Regions from separate parts of the Homo sapiens genome. Here region 2 is linked to region 1. A link is a loop called in an ENCODE intact Hi-C map of the cell type or tissue named here. Cell type or tissue: mammary epithelial cell. All regions are shown on one strand. Each heading gives the region's core, and the rest is flanking DNA. Links, peaks and the distances in the headings are about the cores only. Region 1 overlaps HEATR5A (HEAT repeat containing 5A). Region 2 overlaps HECTD1 (HECT domain E3 ubiquitin protein ligase 1).

Region 1 (10,627 bases), core at 1,724-9,723:
TGCTTCTGAATAATAATGAGAGATCTCCTTGGATGAATGCTGCTAGAGGATTACAAGACAGCTAATGATTTTGTTATCTTCCTTGTTCTTCTTAAATTGTTCAATGGACCAGTCAAATAATCAGTTAAAAAGATTACAAAACCAGTAATAGAAACCTGAATCCTTGGGCTGGGGCTGGTGGCTCATGCCTGTAGTCCCAGCACGTTGGAGGTGGAGGCAGACAGATCACTTGAGCCCAAGAGTTTGAGACCAGCCTGCGCAACATGGTAAAACCCTGTCTTTACAAAAAAACACAAAAATTAGCCGAGCGTGGTGGCGTGTGGCTGTAGTTACAGCTACTTCAGGTTGCAGTGAGCCAAAATCATGCCACTGCACTCCAGCCTGGGCAACAGGGTAAGACCTTGTCTCAAAAACAACAACAACACAAACCCCACAGAAATCTGAATCATTTCCTAAGTCTAGAAAATAAATGAAAGAGGTTATATATATTATGAAAATTAACCTTTATTTATTTATTTATTTATTTAGAGAAACGTTGTGTTTAATGGTAAAGCTTAGCACACCCCAGCACCAGGAATGGCGCGGAGTTGCAGCTGCAGGGACAGGCAGGTGACCCTCACGGAGCCTCACATGGCGAACAGGATGAAGAAGGAGATCATCAAACAGAAGAGCCCCATGGCCTCAGACAGGGCAAAGCCCAGAATGGCATAGAAGAGGAGTTGCTGCTTGAGAGACAGCTTCCTGGCATAGACAATAATCAAGCTGCCAAACACCGCTCCAATGCCAGCCCCTGAATCAGCCACACCAACTGTGGCTGACCCAGCACCAATAAACTTGGCGGCTGTGTCAGTGTCCCGGGAGACAACACTGGTCTGGAACTCCCGTCTGGCCACCTGGAGTGGGGAGCTGCTGTAGGAAGGCTGTTTAGATGAATTCTCTGGGCTATTCAAGGAGAAGGCAGACACAGGCCTGATTAGACCCCTGGTACAACAGCAGATCAGAGCTGGAGAAATGAGTAATACCCCGGTGGTCTGCATTTTTTCAGTCTCCCAGCTTTAGCCCTTGGTCTCAGCACTCAGCTTCCCCCACCCGGAAAATCAACCTTTAAAGTTACAAAACACTTGTTTTTTTATTTTTGTTTTCTTTAACAGGGCCATTTTTTTTCCCCCTCTCTGGAGATGGAGGTCTCCCTATGATGCCCAGACTGGACTTGAACTTCTGGGCTCAAGTGATCTTCCTGCCTCAGCCTTCTAAGGAGCTGGGACTACAGGCATACTGCCCTGCCCAAAAGACATGTTTTATGTACTTTGCTTTTACTTGAAGCTTTATAAAATATTAGCTGAAAGATTTCTTCTTCAAACACATGTACTTTCTATATATGGAATATACTGGTGATACGTTAGCAGAGATACCTACTCATTTACGAGGTGATATCCCAATTCGGTTCATAGACAGATCCTCCCCCCTTTCTTCCCTCCCTCCCTTGCTCCCTTCCTTCCTCTCTTCCTTTCTCTTTCCCCCTTTCTTCTTCCTCTTTTTTAACTTTCCCATCCTCAGACAGTTTCAGACTTTTTTTTTTGAGACAGGGTCTGGATCTGTCACCTAGGCTGGAGTGCAGTGGCACAATCTCGGCTCACTGCAACCTCCGTCTCCCAGGCTCAAGTGATTCTCCCACCTCAGCCTGAGACTACCGGTGCACTCCACCATGCCAGCTAGTTTTGTATTTTTGGTAGAGATGGGGTTTCGTCATGCTGCCCGGTCTTGAACTCCTGGGCTCAAAGCTACCTACCCGCCTTGGCCTCCCGAAGTGCTGGGATTACAGGCATGAGCCACCATGCCTGGCCTCATAGACTTTTTATCTGTGTGTTTAATAATAAAATTCTCTAAAAGAAAGTGCTTACATTGGCTTGATACTGTTCCAGAATCACATGACCTGGAAACTCTGGTTCTGGAACAGTTGCAAATCGCCGAATAACAACTAACAGCATTTCAAGGCCAGAAAGACGGAGCTGGTCACTGTGATCTGTGGCAGCCATAAAAGCCATGCGAATTAAGTCAGCAAGATGCAGTACCAAAAAGTCATCTATAAGATTAAAAAACATATTGGGAGAAAAAAAGATTAGAAAATATCAAAAAAATGTGCTGGAACTAAGACTTACATTAAGTGATAATTTTTCCTCCTTTAAGTACCTCTGACTTGATATACTGTTTTTGCTGTTTGTTAAATAGAGACTTTAAAGCTGGATTTAATGTACACTGCAAATACACACAAGAAAACTGTCCCAAAGCTAGTAAGTATATCCAGCTACTCAGGGCAGAATTAGCATTTTTTAAGTGTCCTAATAGTATCTTCAATAAAATTTTGTTCAGCTTTTATGATAAAAGTACATTAGTTGGTATGGAGGAGACTTTGGGCTTTGACTAATTAAGCAGAAATTTATTTTCTTTATGTCAGGTTGAAGCTAAGACATAATGTTCCTTTAAAAAAAAGTTTTATGCGGCTCTTTCTATGAACGACAATATCTTATTTTTACATATACTGCCAAACATACAAATGGTGGGAGTATAAAAAACATTTCTAGTCGTAGAAATGATAAATGGTAATTCCTTTCATTCCTACAACACATTGTTTGGTATAACATATCTCCTGTGGAGAGATATAAGAAAATCATTTAACAGAAGAAATCACGTCTTAGTAAATGCCAACTACAACTTTAACTGAGAGCACAGGAATCAGTTAAGTATCTACAGTATGTAAATTTTGTAACTGTAAAGTATCTAGCAAAGTGCTCATCACAAGAGACTCAATAAATGCATACTTAAAAATAATTAAACCAGAGATACCTAATTCATACTCAGACTGGCAACAGCAACATTTTGCTTTGTAATTCTTTTGTCTGGTAAAGAATACTTCTAAGGAATTTAGAAATATGCACTGTGGACAGGTGTGGTGGCTAATGCCTGTAATCCCAGCACTTTGGGAGGCTGAGGTGGGAGAGTCACTTAAGCCCAGAAGTTTGAGACAGCCTGGGCAACATAATAAGATCTCACTTCTACAGAAAAATTAAAAAATTAGATGGGGATGGTGGTATATGCCTGTTGTCCCAGCTACTCGGGAGGCTGGGGTGGGAGGATTGCTTGAGCCTGGAAGGTTGAGGTTACAGTGAGCTGTGATCATGCCACTGCACTCCAGCCTGGGTGACAGAGTGAAATGCTGTCTAAAAAAAAAAAAAAAAAAACACAAATATGTATTGTGTCTTTGAACATATGAGCTTAAGTGAATTTAAAAAATCAGACATCAAACCATAAAGGCAAACATAAATAGGTAAAAATAATACAGTTAAACAGTAAGAGGTGGTCAAAATGGTCTTACAATCAGGTTTACTTAACACTGAGAAAGGCTCAAATGTTTTTTAGTTAATATCTATGATACTAAAATAATCTGTAAGCAAAAACTGGCCCAAGTTACAAACCAGGAAATAATTTTTGAGAACTAGTAAATGTTCATACTATTTCCCAAGAACCAATTATTTTCTATAAACTTAATGCATTGCACCTGCTCATTAAAGTGAATGCCAATATAAGAAGCTTAACCATTAAAAATGTATTTAAACATGAAGTGATGTGAACACGGCTCACTGCAAGCTCAAACTCCTGGGCTCAAGTGATATTCCTGCCTCAGCCTCCCCAGTAGCTGGAACTATAGGTGCATGCCACCATGCCTTGCTAATTAAAAAAATTTTTTTAATAGAGACAATGTTTCATTGTTGCCCAGGCTGGTTTCAAACTCCTGGGCTCAAGTGATCCTCCTGCCTCAGCCTCCCAAAGTGTTAGGATTACAGGTATGAGCCACTGTGTCTGGCTAGTTTCATTTTAAAAAAATATTTTAATATTTTAAATATTAAAACCATAAGCAGACAGCATTTTTACACATATCATTTGGTGTTTTCATCACTATGTCACTTACTTCTTGAATCTCTTTTTTTCATTTCTTGTGCTAAAGCAATGTCAAAATGTGCACTGTTAGCATTCTCACATTGGTTAATTATCCTACAGACACATTCAGCAGCAAAGACTCTAGTAGCCCATCGGGGATTGGTAAAAGGATGGGATTTTTCATCACGTCTGGTGGTCAGGACTGAGGCATCATCCCCTTTATCTCCTTCTTCTTCTTGCATTGTATCCACACAAGTTACAGCTGTAAAATCTTTTATTAAAGGAGAACATATGTAATTATAATCAACTGAAAGATATATATATATATATCAAAAGGAACAAAAAAATGACTTCAAATTCAGACTAGAATTGCTCAACTATCAATTGCTACTGATCAATCATCTTTTTAATAACATCAAATAATTAGGTCTAATAACTACATACAACTAAACAGCTGTCTAAAGGAGATGCTGTTAAGAACTGTTCCAGGTCAAAATGACCAAGCTGTTAAATTATACTCAAAGTAAAAAACAAACACAATAAAAAATATTTAAAAAAACAAACAAACACAATAGTAGATACTGAAATAATTATCAATCCCCTGCAAGTAGATGGATGTACTTAAGGAGACTCAAAATTCTCGGGTGTGGGTGGGATACATTGGGAAGGCTGTTTTAACACTGGAGCCTTGCATGGATTTCAGGAGGTTCCTGAATCTACTGAAATTGTCTGAAAATATTTTTCTTAGGATAGACTCATTGCTACCATTACAGTATCAAAGGTGTAATGATAGCTGGTCACTGAGTAGTGAATTATCTCCTCTACTTATTAACTGTTACACTTACAAACTGTTTAACAACTGAAAATGGAACTAATGCTATGAAACAAACCAAACTGCTTTTCTTATATTATCCCGTATGTCAATATTTTTTTGCACGTTAGAATACCAAACATGTCACAAATAAAGTTATGGTCAAGTTAACAGAGCCTGGAAGGTGTTTTCCTGAGAAGGTATGGAGCCAAACCTCAGAAGATGAAGAATTAATGGCAAGATAAAATTGAGCAAGCTCAGGGAGTATGAATGCAAAATTTAAAAAAGATAATTGAGACACCAGGAAAATGTAATCAGTCTATGCACACATGTATTTTCTTTTTTTTTTTTTTTTTGAGACAAGATCTTGCTCTGTTACACAATCATGGCTCACTGCAGCCTCGAACACCTGGGCTCAGGCGACATTTTCTTTTAAAGAAGTCCTTGCAATTTCTTGAGTAGTGGGGAACAGAAGAGAAAATTAGAAAAATAAAATATGTAAAGCGTAATAGTTGAAACAGCCAGTGTAAACCATTGGAAGAGGGACCAATAAGAATCAAGATAGTCAGAGCAGAGAATACAAAACATTCCAGGAATTTGGTGTTAACTTTTCTCCTATCACACAATTCAGACATGAGAGCTACATTAAATTCTAAGGCTTGGGCAACTGAGTTGGGAGCACTGAAGTACAGTGGAAGGCTTGTGGATTTTAAAAGTTGTGTAGGCGTAGGACTGAATCTGTCTATGTCTTCAGGCAGGTTACCTCTCCAAGCCTATTTTCTCTTCTATAAAACAGAATAAAATTGTCTATGCATAGAATGGGTTAAAGGCTTAAATCAGATAAATTATATACAGTTCTTGGAAAATAACTGGTTTTTCTCTTCTCTCTTCCTCTCATTTATTTTCTCTCTTACTCCAAGGATACAAATTTTAAAGATTTGAATATACTTTCTCATGAACAATTATCTTGTATTACTAAAGACATTAGGGTAATAACAGTTTTCTAATACTACTTGAAATTAACATTATTGTATGTAGTGAAACTGGCTTGCTCAAAATGTCATAACTTTGTATAACTTTCTCTTATGGTGACTAAGTAATTTCATACGGTGCGAGGGGTGGGGTGGGTATGTATGAACATATGTATGTATGTATGTATGTATGTATGTATGTATGTATGTAGAGACAGGGTTTCACTCTGTTGCCCAGGCTGGAGTGCAGTGGTGTGATCTTGGCTCACTGCAACCTCTGCCTCTCGGGCTCAAGCAATCCTCCCATCTTAGCTTCCCGAGCAGCTGGGACTACAGGTGTGAGCCACCAGGCCCAGCTAATTAAAAAAAAAATTTTTTTTTGTAGAGATGGTGTTTTGCCACGTTGCCCAGGCTGGTCTCAAACTCCTGGACTTGAGCAATCTGCCTGCCTCAGCCTCCCAAAGTGCTGGGATTATAGGGGTAAGCCACCACACCTGGTCTCAAATATTTGTTGTATGTATGAAAAGAAATGATGGGAACAATATACATCAAGTCACACCTTTTAGGGCATAAACAATAACTTTACTTTTTAATTTGTTTTATATAGGAAAGTCATCTAAGACAGCCAAAGGGAAAAAGAGCAGGCTTAAGTATTGGATTTATATTGTTCAAATTACAGAGAATTCTAAAACACTAGAAATACAATCTTCATTTGAAGAAAAGCAACAATCAGACAGTCAGAATCCAGCTAGTTAGACAAGACTGATGAATTCTCAGTGGTAAACAATTTTATGTAAAGTTTCAAATTTCAATTTTATTATTTTAACTGATAATGTCCAATACTTACCAGCTGATGCAGCAAGTACATCTTTACAAAGCTTTAACCACAGGGAGAGTTTTTCCACTGCCATAGATGTAAGCATATAATTTAAAGTCTCTTTGATATCATGGCATAATCTCTCATCTGTCTCCTTGTCTAGTAAGATCAACAATGCCCCCTCAAGGCCAACTTCTCTGATGTTAGCATCTGACAAGAAGAAAATCAATTATCTAAGTAATACAGAAAACAAAACTACCATATCAGAAGCTCACACATTCAGTAGTTATTCAAATAGTAGATAAAAATACATCTTAAAGAACTAGCCCAAATACTGTGCTTTAATCTACTGAGATCCATTTTAGTTCACACTTGAATTTTGGGATTTATGATCCTATATAGCAGTATTTTATGTAATGTCACTGAAAAAAAGTATTCATATGTTATTATTAATATGTTTTCTTAATCAGGTAAAAAGTTTTACCCAATTAGTGTCCAATACTTACAAAATTTTTTTTTCTTTATTCGAGACAGAATTTCACTCTTGTTGCCCAGGCTAGAGTGCAATGGCACGATCTTGGCTCACTGCAACCTCCGCCTCCCAGGTTCAAGCAATTCTCCTGCCTCAGCCTCCCTAGTAGCTAGAATTACAGGCACCCGCCACCACGCCCAGCTAATTTTTTTTTATTTTTAGTAGAGATGGGGTTTCACTACGTTGCCCAGGCTGGTCTCAAATTCCTGACCTGAGGCGATCCACCCATCTCAGCCTCCCAAAGTGCTGAGATTACAGGTGTGAGCCACTGAACCCAGCTCAATACTTACAAATTTTATTCAGTGCTTAATTTTTTTTTTTTCCTTTTGAGACAGAGTCTCACTCTGTCACCCAAGATGGAGTGAAGTGGTGCAATCTCGGCTCACTGCAACCTCTGCCTCCCGGGTTGAATTGGTTCTCCTGCCTCAGTCTCCTAAGTAGCTGGGACTACAGGTGCCTGCCACCATGTCTGGCTAATTTTTGTATTTTTAGTAGAGACGGGGTTTCACCATGTTGGTCAGGCTGGTCTTGAACTCCTGACCTCAAGTGATCCACCCACCTTAACCTCCCAAAGTGCTGGGATTATAGGCGTTGAGCCACAGTGCCCAGCCTCCAGTGGCACTTTTTTTTTTTTTTTTTTTTTTTTTGAGACCGAGTCTTGCTCTGTTGCCCAGGCTGGAGTGCAGTGGCATAATCTTGGCTCACTGCAACCTCCGCCTCCTGAGTTCAAGCAATTCTCCTGTCTCAGCCTGCTGAGTAGCTGGGACTAGAGGCGACCACCACCACGCCCTGCTAATTTTTGTATTTTTAGTAGAGACGGGTTTCAACAGTGGCCAGGCTGGTCCCGAACTCCTGACCTTAGGTGATCCACATGCCTAGGCCTCCCAAAGTGCTAGGATTATAGGCATGAGCCACCACGCCTGGCCCAGTATAATTATTTTCTAGTTTTAAAAAAACATAATTAAGTTTTCCTTATTCTGGTATAAAGCTTTAAAATATATTAACGTGAGAGTAAAGCTCAAACAGAAAACAAACACTATATGGAGAACACTGTTTAATTACTACAACTAAGCTATTGTGGACTACTGAATAAACATATATCACTATACAATATTCTCACTACAAAGTAATACCTCAAAGGGGAAATACTAGCCTTGATCTAGCATCTACTATTACCTTTAATTCTGAAAATGCCAAAAGGACAAATACATTTTCTCTTGAAGAGTTAACTCATCTAGCATTTATGAAAGCATGTAGATTTGAAAGGTTATATTATTAGTAGACTATTCTATTTATTTATTGTTTTGGAGACAGAGTCTCGCTCTGTCGCCCAGGTTGGAGTACAGTGGCACAATCTCACTGCAATCTCTGCCTCCTGAGTTCAAGCGATTCTCCTGCCTCAGCCTCTCCAGTAGCTGGGATTACAGGCATGTGCTACCATGCCCAGCTAATTTTTTTTTTTATTACCTTGTAGAGACGAGGTTTCACCATGTTGGCCAGGCTGGTCTCGAACTCCTGACCTCAGATCCACCCGCCTCAGCCTCCCAAAGTGTTGGGATTGTAGGAGTTAGCCACTGTGCCTGGCCTTTGTGGGTGTTTTGTTTTGTTGGTACTAGACTATTTTAAAAGAGAAATTATCTTTTAAATATTAGAAGGAGGTGATAGAAATGTTTCAGATTAGGGATCTAACAAGATATAATAGCTAAGGTAATGTGAGTCATGACTGGATCTTAGATTTAGGTGGCAGTGAGGGGAGAGGAATCATAAAGGACATTTTTTGGATGACTAGGGAAATGTGTGTGAGGGCTGCAAATCAATATTGATTTTCTTAGGTGTGTGATCATGTATGGGTATGTCCTTTGCATTAGTCCATTTTCATACTGCTATAAAGACATACCCAAGACTGGGTAATTTATTTAAAAAAGAGGTTTCAGTCCAGGCACAGTGGCTCACGCCCATAATCCCAGCACTTTGGGAGGCTGAGGCAGGTGGATCACCTGAGGTCAGGAGTTTGAGACTAGCCTGGCCAACATGGTGAAACCCCATCTCACTAAAAATACAAAAAATTAGCCAGGCATGGTGGCAGGTGCCTGTAATCCTAGCTACTTGGGCAGCTGAGGCAGGAGAATCGCTTGAACCCAGGAGGCGGAGCTTGCAGTAGGCCAAGGTTGCACCATTGCACTCCAGCCTGGGAGACGGAGTGAGACTCTGTCTTGAAAGAAAAGGAAAAAAAAAAAAAAGAGGTTTCATTGACTCACAGTTCCACATGATTGGGGAAGCCTCAGGAAACATACAATCATGGTGGAAGGGGAAGACGCATGTCTTACATGGCAGCAAGCAAAAGAGAGCATGTGAAGGAGGCAAAGGGGGAAGAGCCCCTTATAAAACCATCAGATCTTGTGAGAACTCACTATCACGAGAACAGCATGGGGGAAACTGTCCCCATGATCCATTTACCTCCCACCAGGTACCTCCTTCAACAACTGGGGATTCTAATTGAAAATGAGACTTGGGTGGTGACACAAAGCCAAGCCATATCATTCCACCCCTGGCCCCTCCCAAGTCTTATGTCCACATTTCAAAACCAATCATGCCTTCCCAACAGTCTCCCAAAGTCTTAATTCATTTCAGCATTAACTCAAAAGTCCATAGTCCAAAGTCTCATCTGAGACAAGGCCTATGAGCCTGTAAAATCAAAAGCAAGTTAGTTACTTCCTAGATACAATGGGGGTACAGGCATTGGGTAAATACTCTTGTCCCAAATGGGAGAAATTGGGCTGCAGTCCCCACGCAAGTCCAAAATCCAGTGGGGCAGTCATAAAATCTGAAAGCTCCGAAGTGATCTCCTTTGATTCCATGTCTCATATCCAGGGAACACTGATGCAAGAGGTGGGCTCCTACAGCCTTGGGCAGCTCCACCCTGTGGCTTTGCAGGGTATAGCCCCCTGCCCCACCTACTTTCACAGCTGGCGTTGAGTATATGTGGCTTTTTCAGGCGCACAGTGTAAGCTGTCAGTGGATCTACCACTCTGGGGTCTAGAGACCCTCTTCTTTTCTTATTTTTTTGAGATGGAGTCTCGCTCTGTCATCCAGTCTAGAGTGCAATGGCATGGTCTCGGCTCACCGCAACCTCCACCTCCTAGGTTCATGTGATTCTCCTGCCTCAGCCTCCTGAGTAGCTGGGATTACAGGCATGCACCACCATGCCTGGCTAATTTTTCTATTTTTAGTAGAGATGGGGTTTCACCATGTTGCCCAAGCTGGTCTTGAACTCCTGACCTCGTGATCCACCCGCCTTGGCCTCCCAAAGTGCTGGGATTATGGGCGTGAGCCATCATGCCCGGCCTTGACAGTGGTCCTCTTCTTACAGCTCCACTAGGCAGTGCCTCAGTGGGGACTCTGTGTGGGGGCTCTGACCCTTCATTTTCCCTTTGCACTGCCCTAGCAGAGGTTCTCCATGAGGGCTTCACCCCTGCAGCAGACTTCTGCCTGGACATCTGGGCATTTCCATGCATCCTCAGAAATCTAGGTGGAAGTTCCCAAACCTCAGTTCTTGAATT
Region 2 (10,627 bases), core at 1,007-9,006, 160 kb before region 1:
TACTCAAGAGGCTGAGGCAAGAGGATACACTGTGCCATGGAATTCAAGGTTGCAGTGAGCTGTGATCATACTATGCACTCCAGTCTGGGTGACACAGCAACACCCCGTCTCAAAAAAAAAGAAAAAAAAAAAGAAAAAAAAGAAAGAAAGAAAGGAAAAAGAAAAACAAAAAGCCAGGCTGGGTGTGGTGGATCACGCCTGTAATCCCAGCACTTTGGGAGGCCAAGGCAGGCAGATCACCCGAGATGAGGAGTTCGAGACCAGCCCAGCCAACATGGCAAAACCCCATTTTTACTAAAAACACAAAAAAATTAGCCGGGCATGGTGGTGTGTGCCTGTAATCCCAGCTACTCAGGAGCTGAGATGGCGCCACTTCACTCCAGCCTGTGCAACAGAGCAGGACTCTGTCTCAAAAAAAAAAAGAAAAAGAAAAAGCCATTCTTCCTATCAAGGTCTGATAAACATTCAAGTATATTTTCTTTTGCTCAGAGGTTCTGGAGGGGCTCACACCTGTAATTCCAACACTTTGGGAGGCTGAGAAGGGTGGATCACATGAGGCCAGGAGTTCAAGACCAGCCTGGCCAATATGGTGAAACCCTGTCTCTACTAACAAAATACAAAAATTAGCTGGGCATGGTGGTGCATGTCCTTAATCCCAGCTCCTCGGGAGGCTGAGGCACGAGAATCGCTTGAACCTGGGAGTCAGAGGTTTGCAGTGAGCCAAGATCATGCTACTGCACTCCAACCTGAGTGACAGAGCAAGACTGTCTCAAAAAAAAAAAAAAAAGTTTTGGAGGATAGGGAAAAAAAGTATCTTATCTTTTTGTTTTCCTAATATTTTAGTTTTTAAGTCTTAGAATTTGTTTAGATTTAAAATATAAGATAAAAGATTAGGGTGATTTTTAAAATCAAACTACAAAGCAGATACTCCAGTACCACTTAATAAATAGTACCCCCTCCCCTGAATGATCTGAGAAACATCCATTATAATACATTCAATACCTATATATAACTGGCTCTATTGGGGGGACTATTTTATTCCATTGATTTACACACTACTCTGCTAGTTATCATAAAAATTTCATTGCTAAAGGGTTACACTAACATTTCAGATTTTTCTTTAATAATCTCACCTATTTATTCTTCCAGATGAACTTTGGGATCTGTCAAGTTCTAAAACAAATTCTGTAGTTATTTCCTTTAGAACTGCATAACCTACAAATTAATTTTAGAAGAATTTATGTCTTTAGATTATTTAATGTTTTCACCCAAGAACAATTTCCCACTATATCCCACCAAGTCTACTTTTTTCTCTCAAATTGTTTTAAAAAAAAAATTGGGCCAGTCGCAGTGGCTCACACCTGTAAACCTAGCACTTTGGGAGGATCACTAGAGCTTAAGAGTTCAAGACCAGTCTGGGCAACATAGTAAGACCTTGTTTACACACAAAAAAATAAAAAAATTAGTCAGGTGTGGTGGTGCTCGCCTGTAGTATCAGCAACTTGGGAGGCTAGAGAACTGCTTGAGCCCAGGAGGCTGAGGCTGCAGTGAGCTGAGATCACGCCACTGCACTCCAGCCTGAGCAGCAGGGTAAGATCCTGACACACACACACACACACGCACACACACACACACGCACACATGCGCACACACACACACGGAAAGCAAGAAAAGAAAACCAGACCACACACGGTGGCTCACGCCTGTAAACCCAACACTTTGGGAGGCTGACGTCGGAAGATCGCTTGAGCCCAGGAGTTTGAGACCAGTCTGGGCAACACAGCAAGACTTCATCTCTACAAAAAAAAAAAAACTATTTTAATTAGCCAGGTGTTTAGCCAGGCATGGTGGCATGCATCTGTAGTCTCAGCTACTTGGGAGACTAAGGTGAGAGGATCACTTGAGCCTGGGAGGCAGAGCCTGCAGTGAGCCAAGATTGTGCCACTGCACTCTAGCCTAGGTGACAGAGTGAGCCCCTTTCCTCCCCCAAAGAATTAGCTGGGCGTGGTGGTGCACAACTGTGGTCGCAAGTGGTTGGGAGGCTGAGTTGGGAAAATCCCTTGAGCCCAGGAGTTTGAAGTTGCCGTAAGCTATGAGCACTCCACTATACTCCAGCCTGTGCGACAGTGAGACCCTGTAGCTAAAACCTTTTTTTTTAATTTTTAAAGGGCCAGGCGCAGTGGCTCACTCCTGTAATCCCAGCACTTTAGGAGGCAGAGGCAGGCGGATCACTTGAGGTCAGGAGTTTAAGGCCAGGCTGGCCAACATGGCAAAACCCCGTCTCTACTAAAACTACAAAAATTAGCCGGGCATGGTGGTGCGTGCCTGTAATCCCTGTAAACCCCTGGGAGGCTGAGGCAGGATAATCACTTGAACCCAGGAGGCGGAGGCTGCAGTAAGCCAAGATCACGCCACTTCACTGCAGCCTGGGTGACAGAGCAAGACTCTGTCTCAAAAAAAAAATTTTTTTTTCAAAAGGTCCTCATAAAGATCTAGTTTGCTGCAAAGGAGACTCAATCTTTGTCCAGTTATTTATACTAACTCCTAAGATGTTTACTTATCAGACCTGTTCAAAATTCTATGTAGCTTTCTTCTAAAACAAAGTGGAGAAGTACTCAGTCTAATTATCTTACAGAGAAAATAACCAGGCTTTTACAAACTACTCCACCACTGATACTACCAATCTCTGTTTTGAAGCCTTCACTGATCTGCTGTCTGCCTTTTATTTCCTGAACAGATACTGTGCACAGGCCTACACAGGTAATAGCTAATGTCAATATACATGGACACTCTTAACTGTCTGAATCAGTGTTATGTTTACTTATCTGATAAAACTTCAAAAAAACTGGTAAAATATCAGGTTGTAACCAATCCACCTTGTTTTTTCGAGACAGGGTCACATTATGTTGCCTAAGCTGGTCTCAAGCGATCCTACTACCTCAGCTTCCCAAGTAGCTGGGACCAGAAACGTGCCACCGTGTGCTCCCCCTTGTTTTTAATAATGCTAAATAATTCCAAAAAATAAACTATCACTTTTCAAATACCTCTAACATTGTAGACACTATGCTACACACATATTTAATTTTTATTCTCACTCCTAAAGAGGATTAAGTATAACTATCCTCACCTTGGAGACGAGCCAATTGATTAAGAGGTTATGTGCTTTGCCCATGGCCAAACATATAGGAAAGTGCAATGAGTTGATTCCAGAGTATGAGTTCTTAAACTAAGACATATATTATTTTCCTAGCTACAATTAAATGTGTCTGCTAATAACTACCTGGGAAAATTTAGCATCAAATTTTCTAACACTAATATCTCCAAACATTTAAAATGATAAAAGAAAATAACCATCCAATAAGGGAACTCTGTTACATGGTAGCATACTTTATAATTTTCTGATGGCCTTATCATGAAGCACTTATACTCCAGAATGATTCTTGCACTGGCATAACAGATGGTCCTCTAAAATTTTCAGACCAAATTATCTTGTTCAAAACTGAACTTGCTCATTTAAGATGATTCAAGTCTTGTGTAATTAAAAAAAAAAAAAAAAGTGACCCCACTAACACCTACACCTCTGTAGCTATTTGGGGAAGAATTAAAAACCAAGCTATTAAATGTTCACAGTGAATTATTTTGCGGCCAGTTCTCTCCTATTTAAAGCAGACTGCTTGTATTTTAATGTCAGCTCATAATACTGGTATTTGAGGTACTTGAATCTTATAAAACTGCCTGCTCTACAGACCTCCTGAACTGAAAACGACCAAAATCAGATTCCTACTCAGCCAAAAACCTGCAGTCATCTTTCACCCTTTCTTCCTTCAATCCACCATCTAACTGGTCACCAATCCCTATACAACCCATCTGCCAAACTCTTAAATTTGTTCTCACTAATCCAGTTGCCCTGAAGTTCCTATCTCAATCAACACTTGTCTGTTTCTATTCTCTCCTTCCTCCAGTTCTTCTCTCTGCCAGGGTGTCAAAGTGATCTTGATCAACAGAAATCCAGATGTGTCAAATTTTCCTTACAGGTCTTTAATAATCCTTCTTAAATGTGAGGTAGAGTCCACGCTCTTTCACATGGCCTACAAAAGCCATCATAGGTTATAAAAAGCTCCTCTCTACTTTCTTAACATTATTCTCGGAGCTTTCCAAATGTATCCTGTACTCCATTAATATTGAAATACTTGCAACTGCTAACAAAACACACTCATTCAATCATTCAGTAAATATCTACTGAGGACCTAAGGATCAGGCCCTATTCTGTATCTCCTTGCCTTTGTAGGAATATAGCAGTACATAAGACCAGCTCTCGTGGTGCTTACTTTAAAGAGACAAGACAATAAAACAAACAAAACCCCCCAAAAACCAGTATTTCAGAGAGTGAAACCTTTTTTTTTTTAGATGGAGTCTTGCTCTGTTGCCTAGGCTGGAATGCAGTGGCGCAATCTTGGCTCACTGCAACCTCCGCCTCATGGGTTCAAGCAATTCTCCTGACTCACCCTCCCGAGTAGCTGGGACTACAGCCAAGTGCTACCATACCCAGCTAATTTTTTTATTTTTCATAGAGACAGGGTTTCGCCACGTTAGCCAGGCTGGTCTCAAACTCCTGGCCTCAAGTGATCCACCTGCCTCGGCCTCCCAAAGTGCTGGGATAACAGGCGTGAGCCACCGCACCCAGCCAAGATAGCATAAGCTTTGTAAAGTCAGTAAAACATTATTGATATAAAAAGTGTAACGGGGTAAATTTAAATCAGGGAGACAGACTTCAATGGATGTAACATTTGAACTGAGAGGTGAATGGTATGAAGCAAACACCCATTCAGAAGATCTAGGGACAGAAAGTTTCAAGCAGATGACAAACAAGTACAAAAGCCCTAAGGCAAGGATGTACTTGGAGGGTTCCACAACAGAAAGAAGGCTAGCGTAAGTGTAATGGGCCAAATGTTAGGTAGTACTCTGTTGGAGAGCTGGGTTGGGATTATGTAAGAACTTGCAAGCCTAAGGGTTAAGGAGCTGAGTTTTTGTTAAAGCCAATTAGAAGCTATGAAGGGTTCAAACTAGGCAGTCGTGTGATATAATTACGATTTAAAGATATAATTCTCAAGCCAAGTGCGGTAGCTCATGCCTGTAATTCCAGCACTTCAGGAAGCTGAGGCCAGAGGATTGCTTGAGCCCTGGAGTTAAAGACCAGCCTGGGCAAGATGGCCAGACCTCATCTCCACAAAAAAATGAAAACATTAGCTGGTGTGGTAGTGCATGCCTGTAGTCCTAGATACTCAGCAGGCTGAGGTGGGAGGATTCCTTGAGCCCAGGAGTTCAAGTATGCAGTAAGCTGTGATTGTGCCACTGCACTCCAGCCTGGACAAGAGAGCAAGACTTTGTCTCTAAAAAAAATTTTTAAAAAAATGTATATAATTCTCAGGACAGGTGCATGCAGAAGCTCACACTTACAATCCCAACACTTTGGGAGGCCAAAGCAGAAAAATCCCTTGAGGCTAAGAGTTCAAGACCAGCCTGGGCAACAGAGCAACACCATGTCTCTACAAAAAATTTAAGAATTAGCCAGGCAAGGCGGTATACATCTGTAGTCCTAGCTACTTGAGAGGCTGAGGTGGGGGATCGCTGGAGCCCAGGAGTTCAAGGTTACAGTGAGCTATGATTGTGCCACTACACTCCAACTTGGGTGACAGAGCAAGACCTGTCTCTAAAAATAAATATGGTCAGGTGTAGTGGCCCATGTCTGTAATCCCAGCACTTGGGAGGCTGAGGTGGGCGATCACTTGAGCCCAGGAGTTTGAGACCAGCCTGGGCAACGTGGTGCATCCCCATCTACACTAAAAGTACAATCTGGTCATGGTGGCATACTTGTAGTCTCAGCTATTCGGGAGGCTAAGGTGGGAGAATCACTGGAGCCCAGGAAGTCAAGGCTGCAGTGATCCAGCCACTGCACTCCAGCCCAGGTGACAGCGATACCCTGTCTCAAAAATTAGTTAATTAAAAATATATATACACGCACACATCTACATATATAATTCAGCCTAATATGTACAAACATTGTAAAGGAGCAAGAGAGAAAAAGCAGAATGATTAACTAAGGAGGCTACTGCAGTGGTCAAACCCTTTGGTAGTTTGGATCAGAGTACTGACTAGCAAAAGATGAAAAGAAATAGCAAGCTATGGATACACTGTAGAGGGAGAGCCACAAGGAGTTCCTGATGGATGGATTCATACCTTCATGCATTTGCACATACTGTTCTTCACTCATGCTTCCAAATCTGTCTGCCTAGAAAACTCCTAAGTATCCTTTAAACCACAATTTAAATCTCACCTCTGCATAAAACTGTCTCCAATCTGCCCAGCCCAATTAGTTGTTAAATTATCTATATTCCCAGAGAACCCTGAATATGTGCCTAATCTACCATTTACCACTCTATGTTTTACCCACATACATCCTTACTAGCCCGCAAGGGGAAGAGTAAGCAAGAGCCAAATCTCATTTATCTGTATAACTCCTCCAGTGGCCATCTCATACCGTCCCTACCAACAGGCTTCTAAAAAGCTCAATAAGTGGTTGCAATACTTATCAAACAGAGATTTAATATTCAGAGAGCTACCTAAAATTTGTTAAGAATCTAGTAATCTTTTCTAAAACTTCTCTTCGTTCAGATCGTCAGAAGAAAAGATAGGGCTTTCCCACTTCTCATCTAAATTTTATTCTTACCACACCTTTTTAACATTAAAATAAACCTCAAATACTTCTGGAAAAGGGAGATAAATAAAACCATATAATTGGTGTAATTTGACTAACACATCAAATAGTATGAATAACTACCTTATTGAAGGCAGCATAGTTTGCTGAAATGTTTGTGCAAACACTGGCAATAACCTTTTCAAGTATATGGGTGCCATTTCCGGATCTCCTTTGGGCTCATTACATTCTTCTTCATCTTTGTTTGTATCTTTCTTTTTCTTATCATCTCCTTTATTAACTGGACACATCCAATCACCTACAGACAAATATTTTTTAAAGAAATACTTTTTTGGAAACTTTTGCTTTCAAGGAAAAAAACCTTAAGATATATCCAACTTCAAATAATAATTATCTCTAATTAACAAATACACTGAAATTAGAACATTGTTTCAATGATGCTTATAAGAATACTAAAGAGCACTAGTAACTTCAATGTGCTCAATAACAAATTAAGAAGATAATTTTGGATACTCCACTTCGTTCCAAAAATTATTTCACAGAGCTTCTGGATTCATCAACCCTCTGAAAACTTAAAACTTTGGTCAGCCGGGAGCAGTGGCTCACGCCTGTAATCCCAGCACTTTGGGAGGCCGAGACGGGCGGATCACGAGGTCAGGAGATCGAGACCATCCTGGCTAACACGGTGAAACCCCGTCTCTACTAAAAATACAAAAAAAATTAGCTGGGCACGGTGGCGGGTGCCTGTAGTCCCAGCTACTAGGGAGGCTGAGGCAGAAGAATGACGTAAACCCGGGAGGCGGAGCTTGCAGTGAGCCGAGATAGCGCCATTGCACTCCAGCCTGGGCGACAGAGCAAGATTCCACCTCAAAAAAAAAAAAAAATTTTTTTTGGTCAAACTACCTATCTAAACAATACCAAAGTATTCTTTATCTGACATTCCCATATTCCTTGAACTTTAGATTTTGGTTATTCTGGAATCAGGCAGTCACAATCTCAAAGAACATAGAAAATTAAGCTGTTAAACAGGTTTATTAAATATAAGGATATACATATATAATTATTTGACTTCATAGGAATAGTTCATTTATATAAGGTTAATGTGTCTACAGAAAGCTATGGAAGTGAAAGCTGAAAAATAACAGTAGATGGCTTCAAAAGAAAGAATGTAGCTCTCACCTGGAGACTGAAGAATAGCTACCACTTCACTATGGCCCCTTTCTCGAGCTTTATCTAATGGAGTTTTCCCATCTTCATCTCTCAGATCTGGATTTGCACCATGCCGTAACAGAGTCTAGAGAAGAAAAGCATTTAATTTGAATATAACAATACTTTATTTCTTTGACATCCAACTATGTAAACTAAAGATTTTCCAGAATTACTTAATCAAGCAGGTGGCAATCCATATCTCTGCCTTTGCACTTAGTACCTTAAAAGCAGCCTATTCTGTAATCTCAGCACTTTGGGAGGCCGAGGTGGGTGGGTCACCTGAGGACGGAAGTTCAAGGCCAGCCTGACCAACCTGGAGAAACCCCGTCTCTACTAAAAATACAAAATTAGCCGGGTGTGGTGGCGCATGCCTGTAATCCCAGCTACTTGGGAGGCTGAGGCAGGAGAATCGCTTGAACCCAGGAGGCAGAGGTTACAGTGAGCCAAGATCGCTTGAACCATTGCACTCCAGCCTGGTCTACAAGAGTGAAACTCCATCTCAAAAAACAATACAAAGCAGCCTATCGTAACTTGAAAAACTTATGAATTAATTGTACTTGGTTATTTATCATCATCTCAAATTAAGTATATTCCATCTTAACATGTCACCTTCTCCATCAAACTCTGCCTCCCAATTTCTTTAAAGAGAGGTACTGTTTAATTTATGATCTGGCAATCAATGACATCGCCTCCTATATACTGCCAATTACCAAGTTAAGTCAAATTAAATTTTAGACCAAAAAGTCAACCAGGTGTGGTAGCTCACGCCTATAATCCCAGCACTTTGGGAGGCTACACCGGAGGATCACTGGAGGCCAGGAGTTCAAGATCAGCCTAGGCAACATGGTGAGAGCTCGTCTCTACAAATAATACATAAATAACAAAATAAAAATAAAAATTAGCCAGTATGGTGGCACACGCCTATAGTTCTATAGTGACTCCGGAGGCTGAGGCAGGAGGATCACTTGAGCCCAGGAATTCAAGGTTACATGAGCTATCATTGTACCACTGCACTCCAGCCTGTGAGACAGAGCAATACCCTATTTCAAAAATAAAAAGTCATCAATATATCCACCTCTATACCCACTAACACCTTAAACCTTTCATAATTTCATACCCAGACTAATTAATCACAATGGCTCAATAAAAACTTTTTTGCTAACAGCTGACTTTAAAAGTACTTGAAAGGGAAACTCTAAAACCTTCTTTGCTCACTCAGTATTAGTCACCCTTAGAAGCATCATTCTCTCTAAAAACTAACCAATTCAAACAAATAGAATTCAGGCTTGAAGAGACCATCCTTCACAGGCTAGAAAGCTACGAACCTGTTATTGAAAATGTTGTTGTAGTGTAAAGATGACAATAATAGCAGCTACCATTTGAGCACCTGCAATATGCTGATTACTACAGTAAATCTATACAATATATTTTTCTAATTCTCACAATAATCTTGCTAAGAATATATACTTATTTTATAGACAAACTTAATAAATTGTCCAAGATCATATAGCCTTTTTTGTGCATAAGCTGAGACTCGAATCCAGGCATGCACAACTTCAGAGTGGACTAACCTCGTACTATACCAAATAACTTCACGATTGGCAGATTACAGACACCTAGTTCATACATTTGATGTAAACCTTTCCATTTAACCTCTTTGGACCTCAATTTCTCTAACTGTAAAAATAACTCCCCAAAGTCCTTTGCTAGTCTGAGTCTAGTGATTCTTCTACAAACAGAGTATTTGGCTGGGTGCAGTGGCTCACACCTATAATCCCAGCACTTTGGGAGGACAAAGCAGGTGGATCACTTGAGGCTAGGAGTTTGAGACCAGCCTGGCCAACATGGCAAAACCCTGTCTCTACTATAAGTACAAAAACTAGCCAAGCATGATGGCACACGCCTATAATCCCAGCCACTTGGGAGGCTGAGGCACGAGATCGTTTGAACACAGGAATTCAAGGCTGCAGTGAGTCGCTACTGTGCCACTGCCCTCCAGCCTGGGTGACAGAGCAAAACCCTGTCTCAAAAAAAAAAGAAAAGGAATATTTTATTGATGAATACAAACAAGAGAAAATATAGGCAAAGTTATTCATTGCCAAGAGTAACAAATTGGAAACAATCACACGTTCAACACTAGGTGACTAGTTGAATAAACTTGTAGTACAGGATATGCATACAGATATAAAAAAGTTCTCTACATGCTAACAGGGAGAGATCTCTAATTTATATTATTAAGTAAAAAAACAAAGTACAGGTGAGTGTATAAGAAAAGGAGGGAACACATATATATATATTTGTTTTTATTGAATCTGTATTAGGAAACACTAAAAAGAAAAAACTAATTAAAAACACTTACAGTGAGTAAGGGGGAATGAAGTGGATGGAGATGGCATGGAAATAAAAGGTTTTATATCATTCTAATTTTTAAACCATGTAAATGTTAAAAATTAGTAATTTTAAAACCTAGACTTTACCTTTGCTACTTGAGGTCTTCCAAAACATGCAGCATAATGTAATGATGATGACCTTTGACCTCTATTAACATCTGCACCTCTCTCACAAAGAAATTCTACCTGTAAAATGATAACGAATCATAAAGCTGCTTTTTATTAATATTTCTATCCTTAATTTAAATACCAGCTTTTATTTATTAGCTTACCATTTCCTGAGTTCCAAAAGCAGAGGCCCAGTTTAATAGAG

Evidence for each region. Peaks named below come from ENCODE experiments on the same cell type or tissue, not always from the same donor. Only the 100,000 strongest peaks of a DNase experiment are listed, where the experiment ranks them.
Region 2: a loop joins it to region 1, with 2.5 times the contacts of the local background. A loop is called at or near these places in 2 of 110 quality-filtered maps.

What each region holds. Positions count from the first base shown.
Region 1 is chr14:31,319,598-31,330,224 of GRCh38, forward strand. It overlaps HEATR5A (HEAT repeat containing 5A), which reads right to left. Exons shown (of 36, transcript NM_015473.4): 23 at 6,566-6,745; 24 at 3,968-4,207; 25 at 1,902-2,083. It also overlaps the pseudogene ATP5MC1P2. Among named protein-coding and RNA genes, the nearest start is that of HEATR5A, 96 kb to the right of the region's middle. In mammary epithelial cell, for the core only: a CTCF peak has its summit at 6,724; no DNase peak of the experiment used is centred there.
Region 2 is chr14:31,161,460-31,172,086 of GRCh38, forward strand. It overlaps HECTD1 (HECT domain E3 ubiquitin protein ligase 1), which reads right to left. Exons shown (of 43, transcript NM_015382.4): 7 at 10,587-10,627; 8 at 10,402-10,500; 9 at 7,895-8,009; 10 at 6,839-7,013. Among named protein-coding and RNA genes, the nearest start is that of HECTD1, 41 kb to the right of the region's middle. RefSeq lists a silencer at 4,344-4,638. In mammary epithelial cell, for the core only: no CTCF peak of the experiment used is centred there; a DNase peak (open chromatin) is centred at 4,532; H3K27ac peaks cover 1,584 bases.